Linked DNA regions of Homo sapiens: all the other regions are linked to region 1. A link is a loop called in an ENCODE intact Hi-C map of the cell type or tissue named here. Cell type or tissue: natural killer cell. All regions are shown on one strand.

Region 1 (4,000 bases):
TCTCTGAAGAATAGGTATAGGAAGTGATGTGCTTTTGAATCATTTAATTGTTTTCATCATGTGCTTGTATTGCATTAATCCTCTGTAGGTCCCGTATGCTCTATCTCCTTTCAGAACACATCCAGCATCAAACTATTTCATTTTTAATTTTTGTGTACACGGAGTAGGTATAAACTACTTCTTTTGGCTTTCACTATTAACACTCTGGTCCAAACCACCCCTGCATGTCCCCTAACAGATTACAACATCCTTCCCCCTCACCCATCTCCCTGTTCTTGCCCTTGACCCATTACAGTACATTTTCAGCAGGGCAGCCACCAATCCCATTTTCCAAGGCAAGGCCATGTCATTCCTCTGTTTAAAATCCTCTGAAGACTTCCCAGTGTGGAGTGAAGCAAGGACCCTTCTAAGTTTCCCAAGGTTCTAATGATCTAGCTTCACCTCCACCGCCCCTCTCTCCCTTACTCATGCTGTTCTAGCCACACCAGGCTCTGCTGGCAACCAACACACCAACCACATTCTATCTCAGGGCCTTTGCCCTGGCTGCTCCTGTTCCTTCCTCTTTCTGCAGAGCTCCACCACTCATGCTTTTGAGATCTTTGCTCAAACACTGCTGCATGGAATTGTCTCCACCAAAGGAAAAGGGCAACCTATCTCCAACTGGCCTTACCTAGCCCACAGTCCTCCCCTGCTTTGCTCTCCCATGCTCTCATCGCCATCTGACATGACATATCAACATGCATTTCTCGGTTGGGCGTGGCGGCTCATGCCTGTAATCCCAGCACTTTGGGAGGCCGAGACAGGCAGATCCCATGAGGTTGGGAGTTCGAGACCAGCCGGGCCAACATGGTGAAACCCCATCTCTACTAAAAGTACAAAAATTAGTTGGGCGAGGTGGCGCGTGCCTGTAATCCCAGCTACCCAGGAGGCTGAGGCAGGAGAATCGCTGGAACCCGGGAGACGGAGGTTGCAGTGAGCCGAGATCGCACCATTGCACTCCAGCCTGGGCAACAGAGAGAGACCCTGTCTCAAAAAAAAACACATGCGTTTCTCATTTACTACCTGTATAGAATGTGTGCTCAGAAGAGTAAGAATTTCTGTCATGTTGGCTGTTGTATCTCCAGCTCCTAAAACAGTATCCAGAACGTAGTAGGCACTCAACACATATTTATTGAATACACTGATCAATATTATCACATGATAATATGATATGCTATTGATAATTGCGATGATGAAAAGCAAATCCAGAAAAAAACTTCGAGTCCCTAAAGAAAAATGTTTATAAAAACAAAACATAAATTTTGAAAAAACATGTTTCCAGTCACAGCTGCCCGCAGAGAACAGGGTGGAACACCCAACAAGAAAGTAACACGTAAACACCTCACGGCCAACATGGCACACAGCAGCCTGGTTGTCTCAGGCAGCTGCTCTGCACACAGGACCCTTTCACAGAGTCCAGGGAGTAAATGCCAGCAAGGGTTGAACATGTTACAACGTCAGCCCCTGAAGCCACAGACTATTTTCGGGTGTCAGGCAAACCCACAATCTCCTGTGACAGCCAAACTACTGCAGATCTGAAAACCGTCTCCCTGCGGTCTTTCAGGGGACAGGCCTCCGGGATTGTGCCACGAACTCCTCTTGCTTCACGGCACCCAGTGCCTGCTGCATCAACAGCGACTCAGGCATAGGTGGGCTTGGGGTCTCCATCCCCCAGATGTGAGCTGGAGGCCCTACATCCTTTTGTGCCTCAAGGTTGTGCTGGCGTTTTAGTTTTAAAATGAAAAAAAAGAATAATTTGAGACAGGATCTCGCTCTATCACCCAGGCTGGAGTGCAGTAGCGCAATCACAGCTCACTGCAACCTCCATCTCCTGGCCTCAAGTGATCCTCCCACCTCAGCCTCCCGAGTAGCTGGGACTAAAAGCACGGGCCACTACACGCAGATTATGTTTTATTTTTTTGTAGAGATGGTCTTGTTATATTGTTCGGGCTAGTCTCAAACTCCTGGCCTCAGGCAATCCTTCCACCTTGGCTTCCCAAAGTGTTGGCATTACAGGCATGAGCCACCATACCCAGTGTGCTTGGCTTTTTAAATGAGAAGAGGAATCAAGAGAGCGTTCTTCCGTACCTCATCACACCCACAGTGAAACACTTGGCACATGCTATCTTGTTTGTAACTCCAGGTCACATGAGGTCACTTGGAAGCAAAAAATTAAAGCCCAATGACATTTACAGGGAGGCGTTCAACCAGCAGACTTCACCTAAACGTCACCAGCTCCGTCTCATTACAGTCAACGGGTGTTGATTTTTACACATTCTCTGCTACCCATACTTGGTTAGGACCGTGGTTTTCAGCTCAGGGGTGCTTTTGCTCCCCAGAGATATTCGGCAATGTCCAGAGACATTTGTGAGACAACTGGAGGAGGGAGTGTCATTAAAATCTAGTGTGTACATGCCAGAGATGCTGCTAAACATTCTACAATGCAGAGAACAGCCTCACAACAAAGAATAATCCTGTCCCAGGCCGGGTGCCTGTAATCCCAGCACTTTGGGAGGCCAAGGCGGGCGGATCACGAGGTCAGGAGATTGAGACCATCCTGGCTAACACGGTGAAACCCCGTCTCTACTAAAAAATACAAAAAAAAAAAAAAAATTAGCCGGGCGTGGTGGCGGGCGCCTGTAGTCCCAGCTACTCAGGAGGCTGAGGCAGGAGAATGGCACGAACCCGGGAGGTGGAGCTTGCAGTGAGCCGAGATCACGCCATTGCACTCCATCCTGGGTGACAGAAGGAGACTCCATCTCAAAAAAAAAAAAAAAAGAATAATCCTGTCCCAAATGTCAGTAGTGCCCAGATCAAGTGACCCCAGGTTAGTCAGTCCACAGGGTAAACAAGGTTGCCCTGGGGAAGGGAGTCCCTTAAGCACTGTAGTGAGGCTGGAGGCAAAAGAATGGGGTTGATAAGATCTGGTACACCTTGGGGCTTTTGAGATGTGTCTTCGCAGCCAACTGTCTAAGGATTCTTTTTTTTTTTTTGAGACAGGTCTCTGTCACCCAAGCTGGAGTGCAGTGTGGTGATCTTGGCTCACTGCAACCTCTGCCTTCCGGATTCAAGTGATTCTCCTGCCTCAGCCTCCCGAGTAGCTGGGACTACAAGCATGCGCCACCACGCTTGGCTAATTTTTATATTTTTAGTAGAGACGGTGTTTCACCATGTTGGCCAGGCTGGTCTCAAACTCCTGGCCTCAAGTGATCTGCCTGCCTCAGCCTCCCAAAGTTCTAGGATTATACATAGGCGTGAGCCACTGCGCCCGGCCTAACACAGGCAAGTCCACTACCTGGCCATGTCTGAACATACCCCAGGCCAGAAAAGGAGCTTCCTCAGCCTGTGGGTGGCAGAGGTGAGACCCAAGGGGCCAGCTGTTGGCCCGTTTTTATTTCCTTAGAAGATGTCTCAGCCTCTGCTACTCTGACCACTCGTCATCCAGGCAGTTCTGGGCTTCACTCATGTGGTGACGACACAGTTCATCTCTGAACTGCACGCAGGCAAAAAATGTCCCAGCTTGCTCTTGAGACAAGCACCTAGTTTGGCTGCCAAAAACATCCTGGTATTTCAACTCGTGCTGCTTCCCTCTCTGTAAAGAGGAAACCAGCTACCTAAACAGAGGAGGAGGAACATTCCAGAGAAGGCACAAAGCAAATCCCTGCAGAGAATGCCAAAGTCTTTGCCCTCTCTGTGGCACAGGGATGCAGGAGGCAGTGCATGGAGGCACGGAGGCTGGAGAGCCTCTGCTCCCCAAGCCTGCTACTTCCACAAGAGAGAAAAGGCAGGGGGTGACGCAGCTTGCATTCACAAGTGACAAGAGGGTGTCTCCAGCTTATCCTCTTAGCAGTCCTCATGGCTGCTTTAACTAGTTGGGAAGCTGAAGCTCAGAAGCTAAAAGCCTTTCTCAAAGGTGATGCACTGAGCAAGTGAAAGAGTTGGGATTCAAACGTAGGACTAT
Region 2 (4,000 bases), 130 kb after region 1:
ATAATATTATATATATATATATGGTGAGATAAGCATTGCTGTAGAGATGTGCAAAAATGCTAAGGGTTCATGAGGGCAGGACGGGAGTAAGCGCCAAGAAAAAATGCTTTCTGAACCCATGTAATTAGCCAGTCCACTTGCCTGAACAAGAAAAGTATAAAATGTATGCTAGTGGGGGTTGTAAACTCCAAACCAATCAACCTTAGTTGTATCTAAAGCTTAGCCAGGCATGTAGCCTGGCATAGAGGCCTTCCCTTTGGGCCCAGCACCCCTAACCAGGAGTAAAAGACCAGAGGCAAGTTTCTAGGGCCACCAGTCATCTGTTTATCAGTTGGGGATATTTTGTTTACAAGCAATAACATCTATTACTAACAGTAATAAGACTTAAGTCTATCTTTTAAGTCTTTTTTTTTTTTTTTTTTTTGACACAGTCTCACTCCATCACCCAGCCTGGAGTGCAGTGGTGTGATCTCAGCTCACTCCAACCTCTGCCTCTTGGGTTCAAGTAATTCTCATGCCTCAGCCTCCCGAGTAGCTGGGATTACAGGCATGTGCCACCACGCCCAGCTAATTTTTTTTTTAGTACAGACGAGGTTTCACCATGTTGGCCAGGCTGATCTCAAACTCCTGACCTCAGGTGATCTGCCTGCCTCAGCCTCCCAAAGTGCTGGGATTACAGGCATCAGCCACTGTGCCCAGCCCGGTCTGTCTTAAAAATATACTTTACTGGATCATGTAGCTGAACATTGCAGAGGAAAGGCTTCAGGTGAGGTTTGATCTAGCAACTCACAATTATCACCTGGGATTCCTTTTCTTTCCATCTCTCCTCTCTGCTTTCCATGGAGTCTACCTTATTCCCTCTTGATGTCACACGATGCCTGGCCTCAGCTGCTGCGACTACTTTGTATCCTGTGTTCATTTCTAGCCCAGGGAAAGGAGGGTCAGTATTTCCCAGGATTTTCCTCAAAGGTTCGGAGATTTTTTTTCTGATTAGACCAGTCTTAAGTTCTGGGTCACTCCGAGACCAATCAGTGTGGCCAGGAAGTTAGAAAATGCCGATCAACTTGGCCAAGATCCCATATTTCACCTCCGCCATTGGGGTGAAGCCAGCCTCCCTGTAACAACTTGGATGCCCTATAGAGATCAGGGTCTGATGGGAAAGAAGTAGGTGCAGGGAACAGATTCCATCATTTATTCCACGCAGCCTCCCGAGGTTATATGACCTTGGCCAAGCCACCTCCCCTCCCAGGACTTAGATTTCTTTAGTGCCAAATGAGGGGTTGGAGGAGACAGCCCCCAAGATTTCACATGTTGCCAGAACGCTCTCTTAGTGTCTCAGCAGAGCTTCTCAACCCAGCAGAGGCTGCTCTGGAGCCTCTTGGCAACCCTGCCCTCTGGCTCATCTTTGCTTCAAGGTCTCTGGCCGCATTTTTCCCGTTAGCAGCAATGATGTTATCTGCTTCCTCCACATCTCACATTTAACCACAGTCCTTTGGGGCCCACCCTCTGGCTCCACTCCCTCAGGGGCCAGGGGCTTAAGGAGTGAGGTTAAGGATCTGGGCTCCAAGTCCCTGGAGAGAGAGTTGTTTGTTTATCTCAGACTTATAAAAAGCCATGCAAGAAAGAGGTTTAAAGGCTCCAGGCGGGTTATGGACGCCATAAACAGCTTATGTGATGGTTTTAGGATGAAAAATCACCCGAGATCGAAGAATAGGAAGGCAAGCTTCTGGGGTCACTGGAGCTGTCTTCCTGCACCTCAAGAATCTTTGGGTAAGGAGGTGAGACAAAGATGAGATCAGAACAGCGGGTGGCTTGGAGTGGGAGAAGGGCGTGAATTTTGACGAATCTGCAGTGCACATGTATCTCAGTACCAGGGGGCGCAGTTGGTTTGGGCAGTGCCAGAACCCCTGGGAGCAGGGGCCGGGCATCATGTCTTCTAAGCCAAACCAAGCAAAAGCAGCCACTTTGCATTCGAAGGGGCCCCGGCTTTGGCTTCCACTGTGGTGTAAAAGCGAGACAGGCAGAGCTTGATGTATAAGACAGAGCCGAAAGCACCGCCTGAGACTCCAGCGGCAGCCCTAGCAACAGCAGTGAGAGTCCTTAGAATTTTTAAAGCTCATTCAGTCATTCAACAAAGATGTATTGGACCCTATTATGTGCCGGACGTCATGCTGGGAAAGCAAACTATAGGCGTGTAGAAGATTTCCTAAGGAACTCTGCTCTTAAAATATCGTTCCTAATCTCACTTGACCAAGAGCCAGAGCTCTGAAGAAGCCCCAGACTGATCTGTGGGATTCCCTCCCCACCTCCACCCCAAATCTTGTTTCATCGCCATTTTCCAGTGAAGGGGGGAGTAAATCAGTTAATCAGTAGTTTTCAGCTCCTAGGTGTGCCCAGCACTGAGCTCGGGGCTGTGAGAGAAAGTGGAAGGCCAGGGGGAAAGGGTTCTTCTCTCTCAAGGAGCTGTCAGAAGAGGTCATGGGACAAGACAGGCGCGGGATGGGGTCAGAGGAGGGGGCAGCCACAGCGGAGTCAGTGTGCAAAATGGTTAAGAGTCAGATTTCCCAGGTTTACTCAGCTCTGCTACTTTTTGACTCGGATTTCTAAGTATCAGTTGTTTACCTCGAGGCCTCAGTTTTCTCATCTGTAAAATGAGGCTGATAAAAGGGCCATTCTCATAAGTTTCTTATAAGGATTCAATGAGATAATCCATAAGAAAGGCTTTTTCCTATAGTGACTGACACATAGTAAGTGCTCCGTAAATGTTAGATGATATGTGTCTTATTTATTTTTCTTCATTTATTTGAGACAGGTTCTCACTCTGTTGATCAGACTGGAGTGCAGGGGCACAATCATGGCTCACTGCAGCCTCAAACTCCCAGGCTCAAGCAATTGTTTGGCCTCAGCCTCTCAAGTAGCTGGGACTACAGGTGCACGTCACCACACCCACTAATTTTTTATTATTAATTTTTATTTTATTTATTAATTTTTATTTATTTTGTTATTAGTTTTTATTAGTAACAGTAGGGCACTGCCAATTATGAGTGTCCAAAGGTATCCAGGGCTGCCTGGAGAAAGTAGCACTAAAACCTCATCCTCGACTTTGATAGAAGATTGCACATACCCCCAAGGGTTAGGACCAAGTCTCATTCATCTCTACTTTTTCTGGTGCTTTGCACAGTGCAGGGCACTGAATACATTTTGGGGGTGGAATGAACACTGATCTATGGGGCAGGTAGGAATGAGCCTGGGATGCTGGCAGGTTGGAACCCCATGCTTAGAAGTTCAAGGAACCCAAGTTCAAACACCATCTCGGCAACTTGTTAGTTGTGTGATGTTAAGCAGGTTAGTTAATGTCACCAAACCTCGATACTCTCAACTGTAAGTAGTGAAGAAAAATAATACGTATGTTTTAAGGCTGGGGGGTTGGAGGCAGGGAAATGGGGCAGTGTATATAGCAGAGTGTCATACAGTTTATACAAAATGATAGCACCGGCCAATAGCAGTGTTGAAGGAATATTAGCCTGGTTGCATTGGCAGGGTGGTCTGTAAAGCAATGTTCTCCCCTTGCCTCAATGCTCCTGCCCCAGGTGCCAGAGAGCTAGGGCTGGATATGCCTTCTGCATTTAAATAAACTTCAGCCTAAGAGTTAAATTTAGCCAAATACATTCTTTTTTAAAATTTCGATCATGCATTTATTTCTTTTTGGTTTATTAGAGCCTGTTTTCACCCAGACTCTACAAATTTTGCTCTTGAAAAATTAAAAAATTCCCCCTACGTTTCACTTCTGCGTTGAGACAGAAATCATGAACAGGTGGGTCACCTGTTTCTGAGTGTCAGTGAGTGGTACGCTGAACACCCTCCCAGCCCACTAGGAATCCCAGAGTCTCTCCAATAAGCATTTGCAAGTGCAAGGATTCCACGTGGAGGTCAGAGGAGCCAGGACCTTGAACGTCCCTGGAGCCCCACCCACAGCATGCGAGGTCACAGACAGACAGGC
Region 3 (4,000 bases), 110 kb after region 1:
TGCACAAAGCATGACTTGGGAGGGTCTCCCAGACATGCCGTCCTGCTGCTGAGTTCATGGGTCAAAGACATTTGGAACTTGGCAGGGGCTCATATTTTAAGACTACCACTAGCATTTCCATCCTAGAAGCTTGAAGCTGTCTTTAGGAACATATTCCTACATCCCAGGGAGAAGGAGAGAGGTGCTTATGGGATGCTCTTGGAAAAAGAGTTTCAGCCTATGTCGTAAGACCCATGGAGGGTGGTTGGATAGCAGCTCTGCTGTGTGAACAAGCGACCTTCCACGAAAGCCACTTTTCACCCTCTAAGCCTCAATGTCCACATTTGTAAAATGGGAGAATATGAGTACTACTTCTGGGGCTGCAGTAAGAGTTTTAAAAAATGAGGCATTTAAAAAACACCCAGTACCTTGCTTGGCACATTGTGGACATTGTGGCCTCTGTGCTTCATTGTAAGACCCTGTCGCTTGTGACATGCATCATTGATTGAATAACAATTTGGGGCAAAAGGGTGTGTGCTGAAACATTAAGGAAACATACACATCAATTGTAAAATTCATCCCAGATTTCAGAAAGGCTATTTACTAAATATTAAAAATGTGTATCTTTGGCCAGATGTGGTGGCTCACACCTGTAATCCCACCACTCTGGGAGGCCAAGGCGGGTGGATCACTTGAGGTCAGGAGTTCAAGACCAGCCTGGCCAACATAGTGAAACCCCATCTCTACTAAAAATACAAAAATTAGCCAGGCGTGATGGCACATGCCTAAAATCCCAGCTACTTGGGAGGCTGAGGCAGAATTGCTTGAACCCGGGAGGCGGAGGTTGCAGTGAGCCGAGATTGCGCCACTGCACTCCAGCCTGGGCGCAGACAGAGCAAGACTCTGTCTCAAAAATAAAATAAAATAAAATGGCTGTGAGCCTGGGCGACACAGTAAAAAATGTGCATCTTAAAATGAAGCATATTATCATTATTATCATTATTACAATTGCTGTATTCATTTTAGGTGGGAAAATGCATACAGAGAAGCTATGTGACTGACCGCAGGCCACACAGCCAGCAACACAATCTAGTCCCCACACAGCTCCAGAGGAAGGAGGGAGAGGAAGAGGCAGAGTTGACCAGGCAAATCTCCCTCATCCAATTCCTCCTCCTCCTACAAGAATCAACAGTAATAATAATAATGGAAGATGAGGGTGAGGGGAGGTGGAGGGGGGAGGAGGAAGAGGGGGGAGGAGGAAGAGGGGGAAGGGGAGGAGGGTGGAGGAGGAGGAGGGCAGAGGAAGAGGAAGAGGAGGAGGAAGCAGCAGCAGCAGCATGTTATGGTGCTTAATACAGGCCCAGACACTGTGCTAAATGAGGTGCATGTATTAACTCATTTATTTCTCCTGACAACCCTTTGAAGTGGGTTCATCATCATCCCCATTTTACAGATGAAGGAGCTGAGGCACAAAGACTTCAGTCACACAGCTGCTGGGTGGCAGAGCCAGGCTGCGAACTCCGGCACCTTGGCGCCAAGTCCCCGTGCTTCTCTACTGCATTGCACTTCATTCCACCAACTGAGACAAAGAGGGACGTTTTGGTGGAGAAGGAAGTGGCATATAAGTGTCATGCCATGCCTGGTCTCACCCACACGCCCAAGGAAGTTCCTCTGAACCCACAGAGCATGCCCTGGGCTCCCTCTGATGAAAGCAAGTTCATGCCTCTCTTCCACTCTCTCCTGCTGCCCCAGGCCAGCTGAGCAGGCCAAAGGAGGGCTGGGGCCAAATCTGCAGCCCCATCCTGGGGAAAGGCTCTGACGACAGTAGCCAGCTTCTCACTGCTGTCTGCAGGATCTCAGCAATTCCACGGGCATGGAGAACAGCAGCCCCTGGAGAGGGTAGGAGAAGATTGGGTGTCTGCCAGGCCTGCAGCTGTGGACACTTCCCCTATGGGCTGCGGGGACGGGGCAGGCCCAGCACCTGGAAGAGGGCGCCTCCCCTGTCTGGCTGGTCTTCAGTCCCATCAACGGGACTTAGCATCAAGTGACGTGGTGGTTATGCACACGGGCTTGTGGGGAGCTGTGCAACCTTGCGAGAGTTACTTCCCCTCTCTGTGCCTCACTTCCTCTGTCCATAAAACAGTGACTCTGACAATGCTGACAACACTAGGTGTTGGAAGCATTAAATATAAAACGCCTAACATGTAGTATGTGCTTAATAAATGGTAGCTGCTAATTACTATTATTTATCATCATCAACAGGACTATGCATCAACTACTAAGAACACAGGTGGACCTTAAGGTGCCATCAGTATGGGTGAGGAGCTGACAAGAACCCATGGAACAAGGCATGATTCCTTGTTCTAGAATATCTTTGGCCTTTGGATCTTAAAATGTCATCTTAAAGTGGGGTTCCATAGCTCTCACTTTTAAGACATCTCATCTGATCTTTCAGGCAATTTCTGAAGGAAACAAAAATATTTACTGAGCACCTATTGTGTGCCATTCACTGTTTCCACCACTGGGAATAACCTGATGGAGTTAATGAATCCAAGACCAGCTATGATGGTGATGGCAGTTACTAATAAAAGGTGAGAAGGACCGGGAGTGGTGGCTCACACCTGTAATCCAGCACTTTGGGAGGTGGAGGCAGGCAGATCACTTGAGGTCAGGAGTTCAAGACCAGCCTGGCCAACATGGTGAAACCCCACCTCTACTAAAAATACAAAAATTAGCCAGGCATGGTGGCAGGCGCCTGTAATCCCAGCTACTCAGGAGGCTGAGGCAGGAGAATCGCTTGAACCCAGGAGGCAGAGGTTGCAGTGAGCTGAGATTGCGCCACTGCACTCCAATCTGGGCAACAGAGCGAGACTCCGTCTCAAAACAAACAAACAAACAAACAAACAAAAAAAAAAAGGTGAGAAGGATTCTAGAGTTTATTGTTAGGTAGAAGTGGGAGGTACTGGGAGGAAAGGACTCTTTTCTGCAGACAATCACACCAAAACAGCCACGTACACATGGAAGTGGGAAAGGACACGTGGGTCACACACACGGCTGGAAGAAGAGACATGTGCAATCAGGGCACAGGTAACCACAAGAGACCTAAAAGTTCAGAGCACAAGGGACCCAGAATCCCTCAGACCATTTTAAAGACGGGGAAACAGAGAACCTGAAAGGCAGGCAGCCCAAAGCCACACCAAGCAAGACACAGAACAGGTTCTGGAATCCAGGTATCCTGACTCCTGAAAGTCGAGATCACTTTGTCTTGCGTCGTAAACAGACTAAGACATTCCAGCACAGCACAGCCCGCCATCACAGACAGACACTGCTGCCAGGTCAGGCAGCCCCCATCTGCCATCTCTCTAGATCAGTGTTACCAAGCTGAGGGGAGTGTAAGACACCACCACCCTCAAAATCAAACACCTTAGGACAGGACCAAAGACAGGTAAGTTTTGACATGGAGATGAGGGAGAGAAGTTCCGAGTTGGGGACATCATCATTCTGCAGGGGCAGGTGGGGAATCGAAAAAGCCGTTGCATGCAAAGGACAAATGTTCTTTCATTGGAGGTGGAGTGATAATAACTGCAGAGGGACTCTGGGAAGGTTGTTGGACAGAGTGATTTTTGTCTTCAAAGAACGTGATCAACTTTTTGCAAGTGTTCAAGTTCCACCTCCAAATCTTGCAATTTCTAAACCAGTCAACTTTTCTAGGTTTTTAATAAAACAGAGATGATGAACCCATTAGCAGGGCTGTTGGGAACCTCACCCCAGAAAACAGTTGATGGTGGCCTGGAAGCCCCTGCAGGCTCTTGTTCCTGTCCTTCTTCCCAAATGACTTTCATGTCCTTGTCATAATGACCACATTGTTTACCTCCTCTCCCCGCAATCCATGCCGGACTATCTTCTCTTTGTTTCATCTTAAATGTCACCTTGTTGGAAAAGCCTTCCCAGATGACCCTCCCCTTCTCCCTGACTCACTGTCCCCTCCATCGGAACCTGAGCTGCAGGAAGTCAGGGAACG

The links. A loop is a pair of places that touch in the nucleus more often than their neighbours do. Peaks named below come from ENCODE experiments on the same cell type or tissue, not always from the same donor. Only the 100,000 strongest peaks of a DNase experiment are listed, where the experiment ranks them.
Region 2: a loop joins it to region 1, with 4 times the contacts of the local background. A loop is called at or near these places in 17 of 110 quality-filtered maps.
Region 3: a loop joins it to region 1, with 3 times the contacts of the local background. A loop is called at or near these places in 2 of 110 quality-filtered maps.

The regions. Positions count from the first base shown.
Region 1 is chr16:17,341,692-17,345,691 of GRCh38, forward strand. All of the region lies in intron 2 of XYLT1 (xylosyltransferase 1), which reads right to left. Among named protein-coding and RNA genes, the nearest start is that of XYLT1, 130 kb to the right of the region's middle. RefSeq lists an enhancer at 3,919-4,000. In natural killer cell, no CTCF peak of the experiment used is centred here; DNase peaks (open chromatin) are centred at 1,510, 2,230, 2,970 and 3,500; H3K27ac peaks cover 2,784 bases.
Region 2 is chr16:17,472,785-17,476,784 of GRCh38, forward strand. All of the region lies in intron 2 of LOC105371106 (a long non-coding RNA gene), which reads right to left. Among named protein-coding and RNA genes, the nearest start is that of XYLT1, 3.8 kb to the left of the region's middle. In natural killer cell, CTCF peaks have their summits at 1,506 and 1,884; DNase peaks (open chromatin) are centred at 1,387 and 1,887.
Region 3 is chr16:17,447,479-17,451,478 of GRCh38, forward strand. The region is part of intron 1 of XYLT1 (xylosyltransferase 1); the gene reads right to left. Among named protein-coding and RNA genes, the nearest start is that of XYLT1, 21 kb to the right of the region's middle. In natural killer cell, no CTCF peak of the experiment used is centred here; DNase peaks (open chromatin) are centred at 1,593 and 2,003; H3K27ac peaks cover 1,738 bases.